Linked DNA regions of Homo sapiens: region 1 is linked to region 2. Evidence: chromatin contacts called from ENCODE Hi-C or POLR2A ChIA-PET data. All regions are on one chromosome and are shown on one strand. Each heading gives the region's core, a stretch centred on a gene start or an enhancer-like site at or near the end of the contact. The rest is flanking DNA. Distances are from core to core; before and after follow the strand shown. Region 1 overlaps SRPK2 (SRSF protein kinase 2). Region 2 overlaps SRPK2 (SRSF protein kinase 2).

What was found. Hi-C counts contacts between places; a loop is a spot of excess contacts on that map. ChIA-PET counts read pairs that join two places held with the same protein, here RNA polymerase II (POLR2A). Pooled maps may share reads with other maps.
Region 1: a pooled map shows a loop between it and region 2 (3-fold over the local background). The contact joins two enhancer-like sites. A Hi-C loop is called at or near these places in 2 of 168 maps with a recorded cell type or tissue (IMR-90 and dorsolateral prefrontal cortex), 7 of 37 single-sample maps with no recorded cell type and 12 of 50 pooled maps. POLR2A ChIA-PET finds 5 or more read pairs at or near these places in 2 of 52 experiments (PC-9 and activated CD4-positive, alpha-beta memory T cell).

What each region holds. Positions count from the first base shown.
Region 1 is chr7:105,300,433-105,306,542 of GRCh38, forward strand. The region is part of intron 2 of SRPK2 (SRSF protein kinase 2); the gene reads right to left. It also overlaps the pseudogene RWDD4P1. Among named protein-coding and RNA genes, the nearest start is that of SRPK2, 85 kb to the right of the region's middle. Within about 2 kb of position 4,224, at least 6 of the 41 ENCODE cell types and tissues checked have a DNase peak (open chromatin) inside an H3K27ac peak, as active enhancers do; they include dorsolateral prefrontal cortex, where a contact is called at or near this core.
Region 2 is chr7:105,209,304-105,214,639 of GRCh38, forward strand. The region is part of intron 2 of SRPK2 (SRSF protein kinase 2); the gene reads right to left. Among named protein-coding and RNA genes, the nearest start is that of SRPK2, 180 kb to the right of the region's middle. Within about 2 kb of position 1,653, at least 10 of the 41 ENCODE cell types and tissues checked have a DNase peak (open chromatin) inside an H3K27ac peak, as active enhancers do; they include dorsolateral prefrontal cortex, where a contact is called at or near this core.

The DNA of each region.
Region 1 (6,110 bases), core at 2,974-5,473, 94 kb after region 2:
GGAAACAGAAGAATAGCCACAGGAGGAATGTATTGTAATATTTTCATTTGTACTGTAACCATTTTCAAGGCCAAAATACAACTAATGGAAATTAATGCACATCTAAGCTTCATGTCAGTATAAAATTAAAAATGACCTGAGTACAACCTACAGAATGGGAGAAAATTTTTGCAATCTACCCATCTGACAAAGGGCTAATATCCAGAATCTACAAAGAACTTAAACAAATATACAAGAAAAAAATCAAACAACCACATCAAAAAGTGGGCAACGGATATGAACAGACACTTCTCAAAAGAAGACATTTATGCAGCTAGCAGACACATGAAAAAATGCTCATCATCACTAGTCATCAAAAAAATGCAAATCAAAACCACAACGAGATACCATCTCACACCAGTTAGAATGGCGATCATTAAAATATCAAGAAACAACAGGTGCTGGAGAGGATGTGGAGAAAACAGGAACACTTTTACACTGTTGGTGGGACTGTAAACTAGTTCAACCGTCGTGGAAGACAGTGTGGCGATTCCTCAAGGATCTAGAACTAGAAATACCATTTGACCCAGCAATCCCATTACTGGGTATATACCCAAAGGATTATAAATCATGCCACTATAAAGACACATGCACATGTATGTTTATTGCGGCATTATTCACAATAGCAAAGACTGGGAACCAACCCAAATGTCCATCAATGATAGACTGGATTAAGAAAATGTGCCACTTGGCTGGGCGCAGTGGCTCACGCCTGTAATCCCAGCACTTTGGGAGGCCGAGGCAGGCGGATCATGAGGTCAGGAGATCAAGACCATCCTGGCTAACACGTGAAACCCCGTCTCTACTAAAAATACAAAAAAAAAAAAAAAAAGCCGCGGCTCCGGGTCCGAGCCCACAGCCCACCGCTGGCAGCTGGGCGCTGCCGAGGCCAGGGGCACGCACGATTGGCACCTGCCAGTGCCAAGACTGTGCCGCCCCCACAACCAAGGCGCCAAAGGGGGTCGCCGGGCCTCTGGGCCGCTGCCCTCGCTTTGTCTTCGTTGTTGCAAGCACCGTCCACTCAGGAGGCGCCCCGCAACCGGTGTGACGAGTGCCAACGAGGACCAGGAGATGGAACTAGAAGCATTACGCTCTATTTATGAAGGAGATGAAAGTTTCCGGGAATTAAGTTCAGTTTCTTTTCAATATAGGATAGGTGAAAATGGTGATCCCAAAGCCTTCTTAATAGAGATTTCCTGGACAGAAACATATCCCCAAACACCTCCAATTCTATCTATGAACGCTTTTTTTTTAACAACACCGTATCATCAGCTGTAAAGCAGAGTATATTAGCCAAGTTACAGGAAGCAGTAGAAGCTAATCTTGGAACCGCTATGACCTGTACATTGTTTGAATATGCCAAAGACAATAAGAGCAGTTCATGGAGAATCACAATCCCATTAATTCCACAACATCGATAAGCAATATCATCTCAATTGAAACTCCTAATACAGCCCCATCAAGTAAGAAAAAAGACAAAAAAGAATAACTTTCAAAAGCCCAGAAGCGTAAGCTGGCAGACAAAACAGATCACAAAGGAGAACTTCCTCGAGGCTGGAACTGGGTTGATGTTGTGAAGCATTTAAGCAAAACTGGCTCTAAGGATGATGAGTAGCACTTGGAATTTGAGACAAGGAAAGAGCATTCTTTAAAAAGTAAAACTGGGTTCAAAATCTTTCATTACCATTTTCTGGTATTGAGGTGGCTTTTTATAAAATAATTTTTGTATGTTTCTTACATTAAAAAGGTTGTAAGTTGAAAGTTCATGAAGAGATCCAGTTGTATTAAATTATTTTCACAAACTTGCCTTAATAAAAGGTGAAAATGTTACAGTTTAGTATACTTTATGAAGCCTCTTGAGCTTTGTAAATGGACAGGCATGTGGAATAAGAATCAGTGTTAATTTATATGATCTTATCCTGGTGGATGTGCTGTCTTTTAAAGGAGTATGAAGCCCTTTTCAAACTATCATCCTGGTGGAGCCAAGTACTCAGTGAACAGTTACTCCATAGTGCAATCCATATTAATAGGCTTCTTATCTTAAATAAAGTCTTCATCTCTTCTTTTGCTTAATTACTGAACCGTAAATTGCTTCAGAGAAATTTAAATGCTGGTATTTGAACTTTATACATGATACTTTTTCTAGTTTCTTTTAATTTTTGAAAGGTGAACTGCTTCCCTTTAATAAATTAATATCTATTTATATTTTTCTCTTGATTTGGGTCAAGATGTGTGATCATGAGTGCTTTGAGTGATAGGTGGAACAGGAGAATATAAAAACAAATCTGCTAAATACACTAGAAAGCATTTTAGTAAGAAATGCTGGCCCTTCCTTAAAACATTTCTCTTGCATATACCAGGATGGGAGTAAAAGATGCCTTAACATTTAATTTCTGTATTGTTGAAGACACTGATTTTAATGAAATCCTACTTTTCTGAAGAAAAAAAAAAAATTAGCCAGGCATGGTGGCGGGCGCCTGTAGTCCCAGCTACTTGGGAGGCTGAGGCAGGAGAATGGCATGAACCCAGGAGGCGGAGCTTGCAGCAAGCCTAGTTTGCGCCGCTGCACTCCAGCCTGGGCGACAGAACAAGACTCCGTCTCAAAAAAAAAGGTGGGGGGGAGAAAATGTGGCACATATACACCATGGAATACTATGCAGCCATAAAAAAGGATGAGTTCATGTCCCTTGTAGGGACATGGATGAAGCTGGAAACCACCATTCTGAGCAAACTATTGCAAGGACAGAAAACCAAACACCGCATGTTCTCACTCATAGGTGGGAATTGAACAATGAGAACACTTGGACACAGGGCGGGGAACATCACACACCAGGGCCTGTCGTGGGGTGGGAGCTGGGGGAGGGACAGCATTAGGAGAAACACCTAATGTAAATGATGAGTTAATGGGTGCAGCAAACCAACATGGCACATACATACATATGTAACAAACCTGCACGTTGTGCACATGTACCCTAGAACTTAAAGTATAATTAAAAAAAAAATGACCTGAGTAAAAAGTAATTAACATTTAATTAGGGGTGGCATTAAATCCACAAGATTTATGGAAATAAAAGGGAAGAGCTCTTAATTTTCATATTCTTATATGAAAATTAATTCATATTACTAAAAGAAAATTAAGGAGGTTATGGCTGATGTCCATCCTGGCAGCATTATACACTGAAAAAAAACCCAGAAAACTGGGATTTGAATCTTGACTCTTTAGTATCTCTGATCCCTTAAATCAAGTCTCATCTTTCGTAAACCTGTTTCTTCATCTATAAAATGATGTCAAAGTAATAACTCAATTCGTACAGTTTAATGGTTACATAGTAAAAAAACAAAACACACGAATATGTGGCAGAGGGTCAAACTATGTGAAAAGCTAGTGAAAACGTTTGGAAGAAATTTTCACCAAGTGATAAAGAGCAGTTACAACCTGTTCACTGTTTTGGATCTTTTGTTAACAGCTGAAAAAAACAGAAATATTTTGAGAAAATCGGTAGAGTTGACTTCAAAAGTTTTCATTACGACCTGAAAACATGAAATTTGCAATGGTATACTTTGCTGTACTACAAACCCAAGAAAACATCCATCTCAAAATCACAAGTGAGGACAATGTTAACTTGTTTATTTGATCTCAATGGCACTGCTAATGTAGCACAAGACCAAGAGTCAATTGGACCCATTGTTCAAGACTGCTGAATGTTAACAAGGAGTTAACTGTGGCTTAGAAACTAGTTTCATCATCCTATTTTGGCTCACAGTCCATGAGTCAAAAACAATAAACCAAAAGCTCTAACAACCCAGATTGCCTATCCAGGTTATTCACCAAACTCGGCACTTAATGACTTTTAGCTGGTTCCAAAAATTGATTCTAACATCAAAGGATAAAGATTTATGACCAATGAACATATTCAAATCCTAAAGAAGACCTTGGGGTACAATGGCAGCATTGTTGGGGTAAGTACACTACACACCATTTGGAAGCCAGATTCATTTCAATTTGAAACTAGTAACTGTATTTATAAATAAGTCTCAGACCATAAACCACAGAAAGTGCACAGCAGTGCCACCTTAAATCCTTTTTGGAACAAGGCAGGCTATGCATGTATGCATACTAAAGTAAACAGAGTTGTCTTGCCCAAAGACTTGCCCTGATTTTGTCTTAACTGTTCATTTCCCATTAGACAGTATCCCGAGCCTTACTTAGATGACTCAAAGAAAAACTGATAAACTGAAAAACAAAATATTTGGTCCACCTTTCCGTTTTAGTATCATGACTACAGGAATCTTGAAACAGATGATATATAGACAATCCACTGTGAAAACCGCAGGGCTGCCCTGGCCCCGGGCTACAATCACTGATTGATACATGCTGCCTACAGATGCCCTCAGACTAGGGACACCCTCTTCACTAAAAGAAAGACTAAAAGCCTTCTTAGCCTAAATAGAAGTCAAAAAGCATACAGCTTTAAAACCAAACTATTACACAGCTAAATATCCTGACCTAACAAAGATAAAAACTATCCTCTAGTCTAAACTTTAGAAGCATCTAGAACCACAGCAATAAATATTATTCAAAATACTTTAGGTCAAGTTCATATTTTCATAGGTTTCCATGTTTTCTGGGATTTCTAAAATCTTGGAGACAACAGAGGATGATTATTTAACAAAAATCCTGTTGCCAGCCAGGCGCTGTGGCTCATGCCTGTAATCCCAGCACTTTGGGAGACTGAGGCAGGCAGATCACCTGAAGTCAAGAGTTCAAGGCCAGCCTGACCCACATAGTGAAACCCTATCTCCACTAAAAACACAAAATTAGCCGGGTATTTTTACAGGTGGTGGGCACCTGTAATCCCAGCTACTGGGGAGGCTGAGGCAGGAGAATCTCTTGAACCCAAGAGGCAGAGGTTGCAGTGAGCCGAGACTGTGCCACACAGTCTCGCACAATAGAGCGAGACTCTGTCACAAAAAAAATTTTCTGCTGCCTACTAGTTTATTATAACAGTATACAAAAGACCAAGGAAATTGTAGAGAAATAACTTTATTTAAATGCATCTGACAGATAAATCTATGTTCGCTTCTTCATTCCTGTGTTACTTTAATTCTTCTGTGTAATTTTGGGGAGAGTCAGTGTTGAATTACCCAACAGGAAAAAAATGAAGCACACTGTTGGAGAGGAAAACACTCTTTCCCTACCCTCTTAGATTCAGTGGCTGGGGTCCCTGAATTTAACAGATAAAAGATTAACAGGAGGGGGAAAAAAAGCAGTTTACCTATGCATGCAATGTGCATACACAAAGGAGAACTCAGTGTTAACTCAAAAGGGTGATTAAAATTTGGGTTTACACACCATCTTAACAAAGGGTGATAAAGTACGGGGAAAAGGCTAGACTGAGGAAAACAAGTTCTGGACTTTGAGGGAGGTACAAATCATGGGAAGATAACTAGAAATGTATAATAAATAGGGGTTCTTTAGTACGGAACACTTTCAGAAATGTAAATGGATAGCCTGCTTTTAGACAGAAAGGTGGAGGGCAGGAAACTAAATGCCTTCAGCTTAAAACAACACCTACACTAAAAGTGGGATATTTTGGGGTGGCATGCTCTGGTCCCCTTCTACATGCTTAGAAAACCAACAAAAATGAGGTACCAAAAGAAGTAAGAGGATTTTTTTTTAAGGCATCTGATGTAGTTTTTGAAGCCATGAGTAACAATGAGAATTTTTGCTGGTATTCTATTAGTTTGCATTTCAGTATTGTCATTTTCCATTTTGCTAGGAAGAGAAAAGACACACCATAATCTTTTCAGTGCACTGGGCTTCTAAGAAACTTAATCAGAACCTGACGGATCATCTCTGAATACCATAGTTTCAGAATATTAACAAAAGTCATAATAACTGTGAATTATTTTTGCAAAGTACGTATCACTAGAACCAAGATGTTTAAGTAGAAATTTTGAAACCTAAGAGACCACATCACTGTCATCTTCTTGGTCAATACTTGAACCAGGCAAAAAAAAAACCAACACTTCCTTTGAAATCTCATGAAGGAAAGCAGTGAGGAGTCTTC
Region 2 (5,336 bases), core at 403-2,902:
CTTTGGGGAGGCCACAGTGGGTATATCAGTTGAGCCCAGGAGTCTGAGACCAGCCTGGGCAACCTGGCAATACCCACAAAAACTACAAAAATTAGCTGGGCGTGGTGGCACACATCTACAGTCCCAGCTACTAAGGAGGCTGATGTGAGAGGACTGCTTGAGCATGCGAGTCTGCAATGAGCTAAGATCATAGCACTGCACTCCAGCCTGCATGACAGAGTGAGACCCTGTCTCAGGAAAAAAAGAAAGAAGAAAATAGAAAAGGAAAAAGGAAAGGGGAAAGGGAAGGGAAGGGGAAAGGAAAAAGGAAAGGGGAAAGAAAAGGGGAAGGGGAAAGGACAATGGAGAAAGGGGAAAGCAAAGGAAAAGGAAAGGAGAAAGAAAAAAGAAAAAGGAAAGAGAAAGGAAAACAAAAGAGCAAAGCAAAGCAAAAGAGAAAAAGAGGGGAGGAGAGAAAAAAGAAAAACACAGCACTTCAGTGATGGGAATGAAATTAATTTAGAAAGCAAAATTCCACTAGCTACTTATATTTTTCACAAAGAACTATATTTATTTTTACACTACAAAGAAAATTCTAATCATTACTCTAAATTTAAAATGTGGTTTAAAAAAACTTAAAAATATTTTTCTTTCAATATCATACTATAATACTAAAATTATCATCATGCTATGTACTTCATACTATATTCTGCATGTACACTTGCTCTGTCAGAAAAGGGAGGAAAAACTCAACAACCGAGGAAACTACAAGTCTCATCTGCTCTAAATTGCCATGGCAACCAGATGAGAGTTCCGATTTCCTCTCAGCTGCTACTGCGTATTTCTTTTCAGCAGAGAAAAGAAAAAATAAACTCTACATTTAGTAGGAAAAATGTCCTCTCCTTTGCTATCAGCTTAGATGGCAACTGACACAATTTAAGAAATACAGTTCAGTTAATTTTTAATCAAACATAAAGAAAAGGAGCTCCAGATGAATTTCTTCAGTTAGTATTTGAGGGACATTCACATAAAGTCAAATTTCATTTTCTTTCCTCCCTATGTCCACCCTATATCTATAACTTTTCTCTCTCCCTTCCTCCCTCCCTCCTTCTTCCTCTCTTGGTAATTACTGTCAGCTTGAGAAATACCCAATTTCTAATTAATAGTAGAATCGGTCAATATAGGTTGAGTATCCCTCATTCAAAATACTTGGGACCAGATAATGTTTCGAACTTCAGATAATTTCATGTATTCCTCTTTAATGAAAGGTTAAGTTCAAAAACTTTGTGTAAATCAAACCTAAATGTGCAATGACCCTCAATGACCCTCATCCATGTTAAATCTCCTGCTTCTCTTGAGTATGGGTAGATCTGTGAGTGTGAGATATTACACCTGTTATCCAATTATCTACACTACATGCCAAAGGGAGATCACACTGGGTGGCCTGACCTAATCACACCAGTCCCTAAAAGCAGAGGGTTTTCTTTGGCTGGTCAAAGAAGTGGAAGCGGAGCGGCGGGCTCCAGCTGCCTGGAAAAAAAGCAGACATCATTTGTGAACTAGGGCCACAGAGAGCAAAGAACTGCCAGTGGCCTCTAGGAGTGACGGTGCTCCCTGCCAACAGCTAGAAGAATAGTAAGATAACAAAGACCTCAGTTCTACGAACTCAAGGAAATGAGTTCTGCCAACAACCAGTGAGCTGGAAAAGAACTCTGAAGCTCAGATGAGAGCTGCAGATCTGGCCAACACCTTGGTTTCAGTCTAGTAAGAATCCAGCCACACTGTGCTGCCCTGATTTCTGTCCTACAAAACTGTGAGTTAATAAACAGGTGTTGTTTTAAGCTGCTAAGGGTGCAGTAATTTGTTACACAGCAAGTGAAAGTGAATACACTGCCAAGTTCCTCAAACTGTACTAGAGTAGATCATGGAGAATTATCAGACTTTGGCCTCAAAAAGATCTGATTTTTTTTTTTTTAAATAATTGAAATGGCCAGGGGACTTAAGCTGGGTAATCCAGAATGGGAAACAGTTCTCTTTTGGGAATAGGAGTATCTTATTCCCTGAATGAGTCCATTCGTGCATTGCTATAAGGAAATACCTGAGACTGGGTAATTTATAAAGAAAAGAGATTTAATTGGCTCACAGTCCTGCAGGCTATACAGGAAGAATGATGCTGGCATCTGCTAAGCTTCCGGGAAGGCCTCAGGAAACTTACAATCATGGTGGAAGGCAAAGGGGGTGCAGGCGCAACACAGTGTGGGAGCAGTAACAGGAGTGAGAGTGAGGGGGGAGGTGCTACACACTTTTAGAACAACCAGATCTCAGGAGAACTCACTGACTACCATGAGAACAGCATCAAAGTGGAAATCTACCCCCATGATCCAATCACCTCCCACCAGGTACCACCTCCAACATTCGGGATTACAATTCAACATTAGATTTGGGCAGGGACATAGATCCAAACTATATCACTCCCCAAGTCCTAATAGCAAACAATTGTAATTCCAAGCCAAATACTACTTACTTATTTCCTAAGACCATACTGTTTTCTAGAACGTAGTACACAGCCAACTCAAAGTTAGTAAGGATGTAAGTAAATCAGACCTGCTTCCCAACTAATCTACATTTTAGAAAAGAAAGGAGTTGGTGTTCTAAAGGTATTGCTGCCTGATCACCTCACTGAGTTCTGAGTTCAGGTTTTTATCATCTATTTCCTGGACTAACTTTTCCTCATTAATTTCCTTGTTTCTTGCTTTTATCCTTCCCATTTTACACATTAATTCCATATATTCTTTGCAAAAAGCAAACCTCTGGTTCTAAAATTGCATTTCAGCACTACATATGTCTTATGCCACTAGTACTATTAATATTTTATAAAACACTTGTGGGATCTGACAGAAAATATTACTACTGAAATGGAGAAAGACTGACAGAAAAGTTAAACCAGTGAGTCCAAATGCATGTAAAATGACATCCACTGATTCTACAACTACCCAGAAGCACACAGATGCCCAGCACTGAGGGGTGTACAGTCTAGTGAGGAGGGGAAAGTGCATGTAAACACACAAATGTAAGCAACTGCTCCTGGTATCGTTATGGAAACAGAGATGGTAGTGGGCCAAGTCAGAGACATCTAGAGGTGATCTTACAGACTGGCCAGAATGAGGCTGACTGCAGGAGGTCCATGTCTCAGGGAACCACATCATCAAAAGCACAGAGGCCCAAACTAATCTGGTATGACTGGAGAGAGGAAAGAGGTTAGGCATAGGAATAATCCACAATTCAAAAGAATAAACCACAATGCTAAGAAGCTTGGGCTCTATCCCTGAGGCAAGTAGTAGCCACTGAAATGCAACCATAGAAACAAGGATTAGCTTTCTGCAAAAAACATATGAAATTAGAGTGTAGAACAGGTAGAAAGGATAAAAGCAAGAAGAAAGAAAATTCATGGGAAAACGCTGCAATTGTTAGTCCAGGACAGAGATGATTAAAAACTGGAACTCAGAACTCAGTACAGTTGTTGCTCTGTATCCATGCATTCCGCATCCATGGATTCAAACAACTATGGATCCTAAACATGGGGTGATGGCTACATGTGTACTGAACATGTACAGACTCTTTTTTTGGTCATTATTCCATAAACAATTAGGTATTACAACTATTTACATAGTATATACACCATACTAGGTGATGGAATCTAGACATAACTGAAAGTATATAGGAGCATGTGCACAGGTGACATGCAAATACTAAACCATTTTATATCAAGGACTTGAGCATCCATGGATTTTGGTATCCGAATGGGATCCTGGAACCAATCTCCCACAAATACCTAAGGACAACTCTAATTCATTTGCTAGAAGTGGATGTTTGACTCTTCATTTCTGGTCTGAAATACTGTACCATTCATTTCGACAGAGAATAGAGCAGGTGGATGAAGAAGGGAAGGGGTTTTAGAGAAAAGTAACCGGCTCTAGCTCCTCTGAGTTTCACAGGCAAGTGGGATACCAAGCAGCATAGAATACGGTAGGGATTGCTTGATATATAAAATCTATAGCTGAAAAGTAAAGGTTTGAGCTGCAAATTGAAGCAAAGGTGATTGAAACTGAAGCATACTGAAGCATGACCATGCAGCTGGAAGCCAAAGCCTTTCCAAGCATGTAAGAGTGCTGGGGAGAAACTGGGGAATAAAAGAGCCAAGGGAAGAGCCCAGTTCAAAGCCGAAGAACAAAGTTAAACAAGCCACCAACATTATAATCTATAGTCAAGGACCCCTACTATAATTGCCAATATAAGTTTTAAGTGTCAAATACAGATTTTAGAGCACATACATATACAAAAGTAAGCCTACCTTTTACATTAGGATAAGATATACATATAAGAAGAACAAGCAAACTAAAGACCCATACGCTCTTCTATCTAAAAGCTATGTTTGTAGACAATCTGAAGCCAGCTAGGTGCAGAGTGAATAAAATGTCACAAAAAAGGAACTGTTTACTAAGACTTATATTGGTGAAAGTTGCTATAACAACTAACGATTGCCTCATGCTATTCAGGAAATAATGTAAGATGTACCACTTTACACAAGCCTTCTGCAAACTTCCACAAGCTTTAGATCTAAAGGCATACACAACTACTAATATATAATGGATCAACAAAATTCAAATGCAGTCAACTTTCTACCTTCTAAAGTAATTTAGAACACAGGAAATAAGGGAAATCCTAAACCTGTGTTACACAATATGGTAGCAACAAGACAAATTAATTAAAATGGAATAAAATTAAAAATTCAGTCATCCTCCTTCAAGCACTCAGTAGTCACATATGGCTGGTGGCTATGGCACAGTATGGGCAGTGCAGATATAGAACATTTCTATCACCACAGAAAGTTATATTGGACAGTAATGCTGCAGGCTCTAGATGCTGTAGCACTGCTCTAGGCATTTTTTTAAGGAGCATGAGCCTCTTCCAGCATATCACTATTTTTAATAAGTAGTAAGGTTAGCTGAAAAAGAGTTTAGAACATTTTTTATACAGCTTATTTTAAATACCTTACTGTAAGTTTTAAAATAAGCAGTAAAATGATAAACAGTCAGTATATAGCCATTTTAAATTTCACAGATGATTCCAATATCTGATACCCTGCAGCTCAGTAGTTCTCTTTAGTAGAATTCACCTTAGTGATACACACACTCTGTGGCAATGTCTGCAAACAGCAATATATTGGGATCTAAATGTCTATCAATAGGAAACTTGTTAATAACATTATGATAAAATTATGGCACAACCATACAAAACTCTCAAAAAGGATGAGGCAGAAGAAACAATTCTAGTCACAATAATAAAGTACATAGAAA